Regions from separate parts of the Homo sapiens genome. Here region 1 is linked to region 2. A link is a loop called in an ENCODE intact Hi-C map of the cell type or tissue named here. Cell type or tissue: gastrocnemius medialis. All regions are shown on one strand. Links, peaks and the distances in the headings refer to the core of each region. The heading gives the core; the rest is flanking DNA. Region 1 overlaps EDEM3 (ER degradation enhancing alpha-mannosidase like protein 3). Region 2 has its middle 140 kb from the start of C1orf21-DT.

Region 1 (5,355 bases), core at 1-5,000, 450 kb after region 2:
TTCATAAACTCATTGTCCTTTTTACTTACTACTTTATTTTCTATCTTCTTTACCACATTTTGTCCATCTGTCCACTACAACCCCAGGTCCTATAATAGTGCCTGGCATACAGAAGGCATGCACGCCCTTAATCTTTGTTGAATAAATGAGTCAATGTCATTATATATATGTGTGTGTATATATATATAATGTGTATGTATATATGTGTATGGAGAGAGTGAGCAAGCGCTGGATCATAATTTATACACAATTCTAGAGTTTTATTCACTTAGCATTACCTTTGTGCATGCTACTGACTTGTTGAAAAACTTTCAGTGATTTCTTAGAACAAAATCCTTACTTTAGCCCACAAGCTTGGGTTTCTACAGCCTAAAATGTCCCCAGAATTCAATCCCCGGAGGATAAAATGAGTTTAAAAAAAAAAGGAAAACAGAGTGATAAACATCAAGACATAAAAGTATGAGGATATGCACAGTGATTCTAAAAATTCAAATTAAAACTAAACTGGAATATTTACATATTTTATTAAATCTTTACAATCAGTAATTATAATCAAATACATAATTATATACAGGATTATATACATTTTGCCCAGACTTTTACATCACAGTACATAGTTTCCCTTAGAAATATTGTATACATTTATCACCAAACAATAAAATCCAACAACAGTAGTGTTACAGCACCTGTTAGTACAGACATCTTTTTCATAAATTACATCATAAGAAAATATACGGCTGTAAATTGGGCTTTTAAAAATGTCTTTTATAAAATCTGAACATACAATATTTCATTCACAGAATGTTTTTTTTTTCTATGTTCTGACTGAAGCCTTGTGCATAAAACGACCGGCTGGAATATTTACTAAATTCTACCCCCCTCTAAAATTATAAGCAGTATTTGAATTACTTATGCTGAGCTTTCTTCATGATGAATTTGGCATGGGGTTTGGTGAGAGAACAAATGTTGGCTTTACTATAAAAAAGGTTGTGTGATGGTAATTTAAATTTTAAAAGCTTCTTGAGAGAGTAATTACATTAGTGAAGTTAAAATCAGAAAGTGTACAATTTTTCTTTTTACTAATACTGTAAAGAAAAAGGGAGACGTATAATGCCAAGAGTTAATTTGTTCTGAAACAATTATACTCTTTTTGGAAGCCTATTGCAATTTAAGAAGAAAAAAGAAAACTTGCCTAACAAAATATCCCATACCAAACATATCTAGTAAATTACAATTCTTTCACACTTAAAACTTTATGGGAAAAGTATTGCAAATAAGGGCATATCATTTCAATGAACTTTTATATGCAGAAAAAAACTAGCTATTTTATTTTTAGTAGGTAAACAGGTTAAGTTTTAAAACTTGAAAATACCTGAATTAAATACTTGCTCTAATATCTCTTAAAGGATTTCAGCTAAAATCCTTGATTCCAGATTTGTAAACATTATATAAATCTTTCTTAAACAATTTTATGGCTGTGGTGATCACTTCAGCTATATTTCTAAGCAGTCAACATTTAACTGAGGTAGACCAGATGTTTCTAAATTCGGGGTTTCATAGAATCCCCTGAATCTTTAGCAAGTTACTAAAATGTCTATAAAAGTTAACTAAAAAACAAAACACTAAAAAAAAAAAAAACAACTAATGCCTTTGGAATTTTTAATGAACTCAAAAACTACTTTGTGGCAGTATGTCAAGTAAGTAAATGAATGTAGAGTTGTAATTACAACGTTGGAGTTTTTTAGACGAACATTATCTCCTCTTTTCTTAACTAGGGAAATATTGAGTATAATTCCTTCTGGGTATTAAGAAAAATTGGTTAAATTTTTTCCTTTTCTTTTTTTAAGGATTTACTTTTCTTAACAAGTGAACAATTTGCTTCTAAGCGTCAATGAAAGGCAACACCTCCCTCTAATGGCCAAAGGAAGAGAGTGGCAGTAAGCTGGCTTTTCCAATGTGTCACACAATCCTTCATGCCATTAAGTTCTCCTTGTTGGAAAAGAAATTAGGTTGTTTTGATAACTTAGAAAAGTTAGTTTTAGACAACAGTGACTTTCAGCTACAAATACAAAATCAAATCCATGTATATAAGGCTTCTGTAATCGATGTCTTAGAGGAACATCTGCTCATTTTCTCCAAGCCCCAGTCCTATAAATCAAGGCAAGTCAAGTAATTAAGCTTCAACTATTTTGGCAGCTTTGCAATTAAAATGAACAAAGCACTATATCTATCCTTCCATATACTGTATATATTATAGTTCTATCTTGTTACACCAAATCTCACATGCAGAGAGACTAAAAATATCCATTTTGGTTTCAGGTATAATTAAAAGCCAATAAGGGTCTTGCATACTATTCTTTTTCCCCTCCCCAAAGTGAATTCTCCATCAGATTTACTACTCCCTGACTCAATTATATTTACCTGGAATATCTGAATGCAGGTATTTATCCTCTCAGAAAAGAATATGTTTACCTGGGATCTAAACATACTGTACACGAATATACATAACTGCAATACAGCACTGCTGTTTTTAACAGCTCCACTTACACCTCATCAGTACCTCACAACCGTGTTTTAGGAAAAAGTTTTGTGTAATGTTATGGTAAAGAGAAGAAAATTATGTCTCTTAAATATTCCTTTAGAACAAATTCAGGCAAGTTTAAAAAATAAATAAAATGAATAAAGCCATGATTTCAACAACAGGGCTGTCTACAAACATCAACAACAAAATTTAAAAATTTTTAAGACTTAAATGTGGCCAGCACCAGACTACTACAACAACAACAAACCAAAAAAAAAAAGGGGGGGGGTGGAAGTCTCATTAAGCTATATAGCTATATGTAGTTGTATTGTACTTTTTTTTTTAAACACAGGTCACCATACACTAATTTTCAAGTCCGTATCAGAAGGAATATCTGTTAAAAACAAAAACAAAAACCATGATTCAACAGAAAATGTGACAGATTCCTTAGGTGCAACTTTAGAAACCTAAGTTTCAAAGGAGAAAAACAGTAGTTACTCCAGGAATTTTAACTCACTAACCACAGTTCTATCATGGCTCTGTAAGACAGAAAAATGGAACAAAATGTATATAGCTGTTGGCGATACGAGCCTTGTGGCTCAAATTGCATACCAAACATGGGATGGAGTAAGGCTGATGGCTAGAGGTAATCACCTCTAAGAGAAATGAACTGGAAATGATTTATAATCTACCCTACAAGGATATAATGCTAGGTTCCATTTCAGAGTAGTCACAGCTTTCCCTATGGAAGGCCCAATGGGAGGTTCATATTGCAACATTACAGTTTCTCCCTTACTCCATTTTTCAGAAGTATTAAGTAAGCAATCTCCACAATGTATTATATGACCTTTTTACCTGGTCCCACTGATTAGTCTTTATGCAGAGAACTCACTGAGAAAGTACACTGGCTTCACCTTTGGTTTAAATAAAAAAGACATTGTTAAGAAGGAAAAAAAATCAAGTCATCTTGATCATTTGTCACTAAATGAAACAAGAGAAAGCAATGAGCAAAGACTGTTTTCACCATAAATGCATTTGCTTCATAACCACTTAGGTCACTTAGAGTGTTTTGTGAAGGCAGCATAATCAGAATGCCACAATACTCGGATGCATCTTCCCAAAAGAGCCTCTAACCCCCAAAACCAAGAAAGGCGAGCTTCCTTTAATTAGAAGGCTATCCAAACTCCTATTCCCCACTCCACTACTAAATGAATTTTGTTTCTTGTCTATCCAGAGACAACAGAAATCTGGTTCGCAGGAATGCTCAGTAATCTTTCCCTGGCCTGAGGTGTTGCAGGGTGGTGCAGTGCTGCATTTGAAGGGGGAACTGTGGATTTCCATTTTTGATGGGACAGTTTTAAACAAGGTCAATTCTAACACAGCATGCTCCAGATTCCTACGATAACTACGCCAGTCAGAACGTGGTTGTTCATCACCATACTTAAAGCCTCCCATTAGAAAGCCTGCTTAGTATTAGGATGTCTATTAACCACACACAGTTTACCTTTTCTTTTTAAATACCTACCAACAGATTGTTTAGCAAGTCATAGCTCATCCTTCTCCATCATTTCAAATGCTTCTATATCTTCATTCCAGTCTGCTAATATGGAGTCTATAGGCTGGACCTTTTTACCCCAGCTAACATTAGGATTGGAATCTTCCTCAGTTTCTGATTGTTCTTGAAGCTGGTTATCTAAATCTGTACATTCACCATTAAGATTTGTAGTCTCATGGTTTTCTGTGGGATTAGAAGTCTGTTCAGAAGGGGAAATGCTTGCAGCATTGTCCATATCTGCTAGAGATAATGATTCTGGGTGAGAATTTAGAGAATTTTCCTCAGAAGACTCTTGATCAACCAAATCAACCTCCTGAGAACTTGATGAAATCTGTTCACCACTCTGATTCTGAGAATCATTTTCAGAGGATGGTTGTTCTTCATTTTCCATTTCAGGATCTGTATGAGAAAGAAACAAACCTCATGCTACTTCTCTAAAAAAATGTACTATTACACTTTCCAAAGCATATTGGTTTTTGCAACAAGATGAAATAAAACGTGAAAGAGACTCATGTTAATGCAGAAAGGTGAGCATCAGCACTGAAATGAAGACTGTCTTTATGCAGTCACATTTTCCTATAGATTCACTGTGCAAAATGTGTCAGTGTTAGAAAATAAACGTTCTTCCAAATTGGAAGGAATGACAATAACTAAGACTGACATCAGTGGACATTAGTAAGCCAAGAAGTACGCTAACCAATAATAATATTAAAATATATAGAGATTTGCAATGTATGGCTAAAATGTATTAGATACCTAAAGCTTATGCATAAGAACATATTAAACAGAATCAATTTTAAACAGCATATATCATTGCTATATTTTCAAATAATATTCCTTTGAAAAGTGAAATTCCTACTCAGTAAGTCATAAAGAAGCAGATAACATAGATTTTTTTGAATGACTAAGGGTATTAATGTGACTGATCAGAAATACTTTCACAAGACAAGAACTGAGATTATTCATAAAATTCTATTATTTTAGGCCTATGAATTATAAGATATAGTCATTTTAAAATCCACTGGAAGGCTGAAGAGTGAGTTAAACCTCTTATAATGAATATACAGTGAAACCAGTAGAGGCATTTTATTTAGGGTTCCTACAAGAAAGTGCTTAAATAGCATCGACGCCTACATGCTACATCCTGTTCAGTCTCTGCCTCTGTGATGCAGTTGGCCAGCAAATATCCTCCAAGTCATCATTTGCATAGTGCTAGGGATAAAATGAGGAGCAATACCAAATGCTATACCTGCCCTTATGGGTCTTATAGTCCAACGGG
Region 2 (5,389 bases), core at 78-5,077:
GATCTAGAGGATAAAGTTATCCTGAATAACATTACCTCTCCTAAGACATTACAAATTCAGTGAAATTCAGTGAATATTACAAAAATCAGTAAGTTTTTATGCGATGGCTCTGTGTTTGTTGAATTTTTAAAAATCCATTTGTGTTTTCATAGAAACCTGAATTTTACATCCCCATGCTAAAGAATTTCCCCTTTGGTTCAACAAATGTATCAGTCAGGGTTCAGGCAAAAGATGGAAACCACAAAAATATTATTTTAACAGAGTAAATATAATATAAAGAATAGTTAGCTAGATATAGTTAACTAAGTAACTAAAAATATAATAAGAAAACTCTGCCATTTCATGGAGGTAGCACCAGCAGGAAGCAGCTCTAAGGAGAGGGTGCTGGCCCATGCTGGTGTCTGTCTGGGGGGCACAATGATGCTGGTTCTGCAAGGGCTGGAGACATTGCAGACCTGACTCAGCTGCTGATGCAGGAAGGCAAAGAAGCATTGCTAGAGTGATGCTCACAGGAACGGGAGGTAGACCAGAAGCCAAAAAGAAGCATGTCTCTTCTTTCTCCTCCAGTCTTGCAGCCTCATTCTAGCACTTCCTTTGGCAGAGCCTAACATGGAACCAACTGGCAATACAAATATAAATACAACACAAGAATGAATGTGGCATCTTCTCTCATCTTCAGCATAAAAGGAATGACAGACATGTAAACCAGAAAGCACAATACGTATATATCATACCAGAAGATTGTACAGATGTGAGGGCAGCACTAAATGAGAAATGATTCTTCTGGTTGGGTGCGGTGGCTCATGCCTGTAATCCCAGCACATTGGGAGGCCAAGGTGGGAGAATCACCTGAAACTAGGAGTTTGAGACCAACCTGGGCAACATATTGAGACCCTGTATCTATAAAAATAAATAAATAAATAAAACTAGCCAGGCTTGGTGGCACGTGCCTGTAGCTACTTGGGAGGCTGAGGTGGGAGGATCAGTTGAGCCTAAGAGTTTGAGGCTGCAGTGAACTATGCTCACACCACTGCACTCCAGCTTGGGCAACAAAATTAGATGCCGTCTCTTAAAAAAAATAAAATAAAAGATTCTTCTTACTTACAGTAGCAGCTTGGAAAGACTTCATAGAAAACTCTTGAGCTGAGTCTTCAAAGACAAGCTTTGTTGGTCAGGTAGACACAGTCACCAAGAACATTCCAGACAGAAAGAGCAGCCTGAACAAAGATATGAAGAAGGAAGAAGTGGGATGTGTCCAGAGATCATGAAAATAATTTGGCCCGATTGGACTGTGGGGCATAGAAAATGGATGATGTGGAAAGAGGTAAGGTTCGTGAGGTAGGCTAGGGCCAGATCGTGAATACTCTTCCATGCCAGCTGAATGGTGGGAACCCTATCCTAGAAGCAGTGAAAGATTTGTTAGCGGGGTACCATGAACAGAATTGTGTTTTTGAGGGATAACTCCTGGTTTGTGATGGAGAATCATTGCAGGAGAGCAAGGGAGGCCAGTTGGGAGACTGTTATGCTATTCCAGTTGAGCAATGGTTAGGGTTTGACCAGGGGCAGCAGCAGTGGAGATGGATGGAAGAGGCAGACTGCGGAAATGCTAAGGGAGTAGACATGAGACAAGCAGGGATCAGGGTGGGCAGCAGAGACAGGAGTCTGGGTTTGGGGCTTAGGTCGTGGGATGGATGGTGATGCCATTCTCCAAGAAGGAAGGTTGGCAGAGGCTGGTCTGTAGGTGAAGGAAGAAATAAAAAGGATAAGATCATGACTTAAGCTTTGTACACTGGGCTTGAACTTTCCAAGGGCTGAGAAGATTTTACCTTAAAAGGAGTTGAGTTGATACTGATCTCATCTTTAATAGGACTCGACAGTCCAGATGACATCAACTACTGCCTTCCTAAAAAGGTGTTGCTCATTAAGGAGATAGAAACCATTCAGCAATTCCAGGAAAGATCTCTGCAATCTTTAACACTTCCAGAAAATATAGTCATCATTTCCACATTATCATTCTTTCCCTCTGTCCGCTTGATAATGTTGAGGCCTGTGTTGGCAATAGGACAGATGACAACAAAGATTGACATGTGAATGGCTTTGTCCTGGGGCTTAATGTCTAATTCCTCAACATGATTTCTGATCTAAAATATCCTCCTAAGATGTCCAGAAAATTAAAAAAATATATTTTCTATTGTGCCTGAAGTGAATTCAAATCTCAGATAATGATGTTACTGCTATTCTTAAGTTCTCAGGAATGACTGCTGCCACATTTTAGTCAACTAAGGGCTACTGTCATAGTCAGAGCTACTTTTTCTTTCTTTCCTATCTCTTGCATTGAGGTAGCAAGTATAATTATAGAAGTCATAGAAAGCCAACACAATAGAATTGTTCTTGTTAAGTATTTTTAGAAGGCCTCCTTAACATTTTGTCTTCTTTTTGTTCATTGAACTTATCTTCCCTTACATAAAATATAGTTGTTTAAAAGGAAGAAATGAAGGAACAATTTGTGAATATGCAGGGAGTCCATAGATGTCCCAGAATCCACAGGGCACCATCTCTCCTGTCTTTTCCCTCTATCTCTCTGACTTCCTTTTGCACACATTCTCACCCACCCAACCTTTTAGCACTATCTCTGTAAAGTCTAGCTCAAAACCATAGCCTTTCTCCTTCCCCAGATACCCAAGCCCAGAGCAATCCTCTGAGCTCCTGCAACATCAGGACTATAACTCCATTAGCCTTTAATTGCCAATATTGAGTATGAAATATCATCTTTCTATGTGCATATCTGTCTCCCTAATAGATTATAAGTCTCTGGAGTGCAGAGATCCTCTCATTTGCCTCTTTACACACTTTGTGCATATAGTAACTGGCCTTTGATTAATTACTTCCATGATAAGCTTGACCCTTGTTCTCCCCGGCTAAGCCCTAGAGGTCACCAGATACTTACTTTGTGGCTAATCTCTGGCCTTCCTGCTGTTTACAACCAGGCTTCCTTCTAGCTCTAGAGGATCTTACACAGTACAGAGTCACTGAATAAGCTACTTTCTTTCTTAATCACCTCATTCATTTCATTTATTCTTCCTTGTATTTACTTTGTGGCTAATCTCTGGCCTTCCGGCTGCTTACATCCAGGCCTCCTTCTAGCTCTAGAGGATCTTACCATAGTACAGAGTCACTGAATAAGCTACTTCCTTTCTTAATCACCCTGTTCATCTCATTTATTTCTCCCCACAGATGAGCCACTCTTTCTAATTTGTATCATATTTATTAACTCTCTATCTTCCAGTAACACAACACACACATCTTGAGGCTACACAAAGTCTTGCTAAATGGGATACACTACTACTCTCAGAAGGAAATCAACCACCATAAAAGTTAATGTGCTCACCCCATAAAGAAAAATCTTCCTGACACACAATGGTAGCTTGAAAATTGGTGTATTCATTTTATGACCTCCTTTATTAGCCAGAATGATGCCTTGTTTGATTTCTAAAATTTGTTTAGGATCATTAGCAATGGGCTCCTGGGTGTCACTGACAACTTATACATTAGCCTTGCACACAAGTCCTAGAAATGAGACCAAGGAAACCGCAGTTTTTATTCCTTCTAGGGTATAATTTTTTCTTTCTCCAACCAGTACCTGAATATTTCTCAAATAATTTATATTTTCAGATTTTACAAACATCTCAGCAAGACTATATTAGTTTATTGACCCCATTTTGCAAAAGGGAAGGCAGTTACCAATAGTAGGAGGCTTTTTGGGGCCACGATGGTTTCTTAGATGAGTCAGTATCAGACGTGAGCTCTAATATGACCCTATCTAATTTCTTTTCTCTATTAGGTAGTTTCCTCTGTCCTAAAAAAAAAAAGTAGGAAGAGAAGTATACTAGCTTGCCCCTCTTGTGTGCCTCTGGCTGTCAGAAATAGAATTTGAAAGAGTAGATGAGAAAATGTGAGAAAACCCGTTTACTGATAACTGTTCCTATCTTCTCAGGTTTTTTATCTCTGGCCACAAAGAGTGATTGGGAGAAAACATACTCCAAATAAGTTTTTCTTTCAACTCCTCCTTAACTCTCAAGGCAGTAATTGCCACCCCCTGCCCTCCCTCCCCGGCATCACCACTCTGCTAATACAAACGTGATATTTTACCTTTGCTTCTAGCTTTGGTTCTTTTTAGCAATAATATGTCTTGAGTGGAATGAGATTTTTTCTTCCTTTTTTTTTTTTTTTTGAGACGGAGTCTCACTCTGTCACCCAGGTTGGAGTGCAGTGGCAAGATCTCGGCTCACTGCAAGCTCTGCCTCCCACATTCACGCCATTCTCCTGCCTCAGCCTCCTGAGTAGCTGGGATTACAGGCACCCACCACTATACCTGGCTAATTTTTTGTATTTTTAGTAGAGACGGGGTTTCACCATGTTAGCCAGGATGGTCTTGATCTCCTGACCTCGTGATCCACCCGCCTTGGCCTCCCAAACTGCTGGGATTACAGGCGAGAGCCACTGCACCTGGCCTTTTCCCTCCATTTTTAAACTTTTATTATTATTATTATTTGAGATAGAGTCTTGCTCTGTCACCCAGGCTGGAGTGCAGTGGCGCTGTCTTGGCTCACTGCAACCTCTGCCTCCTGTGTTCAAGCAATTCTCCTGCTTCTGCCTCCAGAGTAGCTGGGATTATAGGCGCATGCCACCAAGCCTGGCTAATTTTTGTATTTTTAGTAGAGACAGGTTTTCCCCATGTTGGCCAGGCTGGTCTTGAACTCCTGACCTTAGGTGATCCATCCACCTCAGCCTCCCAAAGTGCTGGGATTATAGGCATATGATATTTTAATTGAGCATTTCCTATGTGCCAAATAATGTGGTCAGAGCTTATTTTCTAATAAGGGAGTAAAATTTGCATTGTTAACTATGCTAGTAATACCTTCTGGGCTACAACAACATTGTTATCAGTTTCTAGCTACTTAATGATGAGGTCAGATTTGATAAGTTCAGGAGTTGTTTGAACTTCAGAGAAGGTTGATCCAGTGGCTCAATGTTGTCCGCAATGAGCAGATTTTTCTGCCTTTCATCCTAAGGCTGTCATCCCCATCGTGTCAATGTGGCTGAACTGCTTCAAGCTTTACATCCACAAAGCAAACCATCCAGGAGAGATATTTTTCTTGTCAACCATTTCAGAAAAGGCCACATAGCCATCGCTAAATCAATGACCATGGCTAGGCAGTGGGGGGTGTTGATCAGCTGAAGCAAATGAGAGCCCATCTCTAGAACTTTGGGTGAGAAGAGCTTCTTCCCAGATATATAACATAAGGCAGGAGGGAAAGGTGAACACTTGAACAATAATGTAGGATACTACTTGGAAGAGATGGGGAGAGGGGTTAAAAACATCTAGGTA

Evidence for each region. Hi-C counts contacts between places; a loop is a spot of excess contacts. Peaks named below come from ENCODE experiments on the same cell type or tissue, not always from the same donor. Only the 100,000 strongest peaks of a DNase experiment are listed, where the experiment ranks them.
Region 1: a loop joins it to region 2, with 5 times the contacts of the local background. A loop is called at or near these places in 4 of 110 quality-filtered maps.

The regions. Positions count from the first base shown.
Region 1 is chr1:184,689,998-184,695,352 of GRCh38, forward strand. It overlaps EDEM3 (ER degradation enhancing alpha-mannosidase like protein 3), which reads right to left. Exons shown (of 20, transcript NM_025191.4): 20 at 240-4,475. The coding sequence ends at 4,066. Among named protein-coding and RNA genes, the nearest start is that of EDEM3, 62 kb to the right of the region's middle. In gastrocnemius medialis, for the core only: a CTCF peak has its summit at 1,910 (motif pointing left); no DNase peak of the experiment used is centred there.
Region 2 is chr1:184,239,685-184,245,073 of GRCh38, forward strand. No RefSeq gene overlaps it. Among named protein-coding and RNA genes, the nearest start is that of C1orf21-DT, 140 kb to the right of the region's middle. In gastrocnemius medialis, for the core only: a CTCF peak has its summit at 2,944; no DNase peak of the experiment used is centred there; H3K27ac peaks cover 520 bases.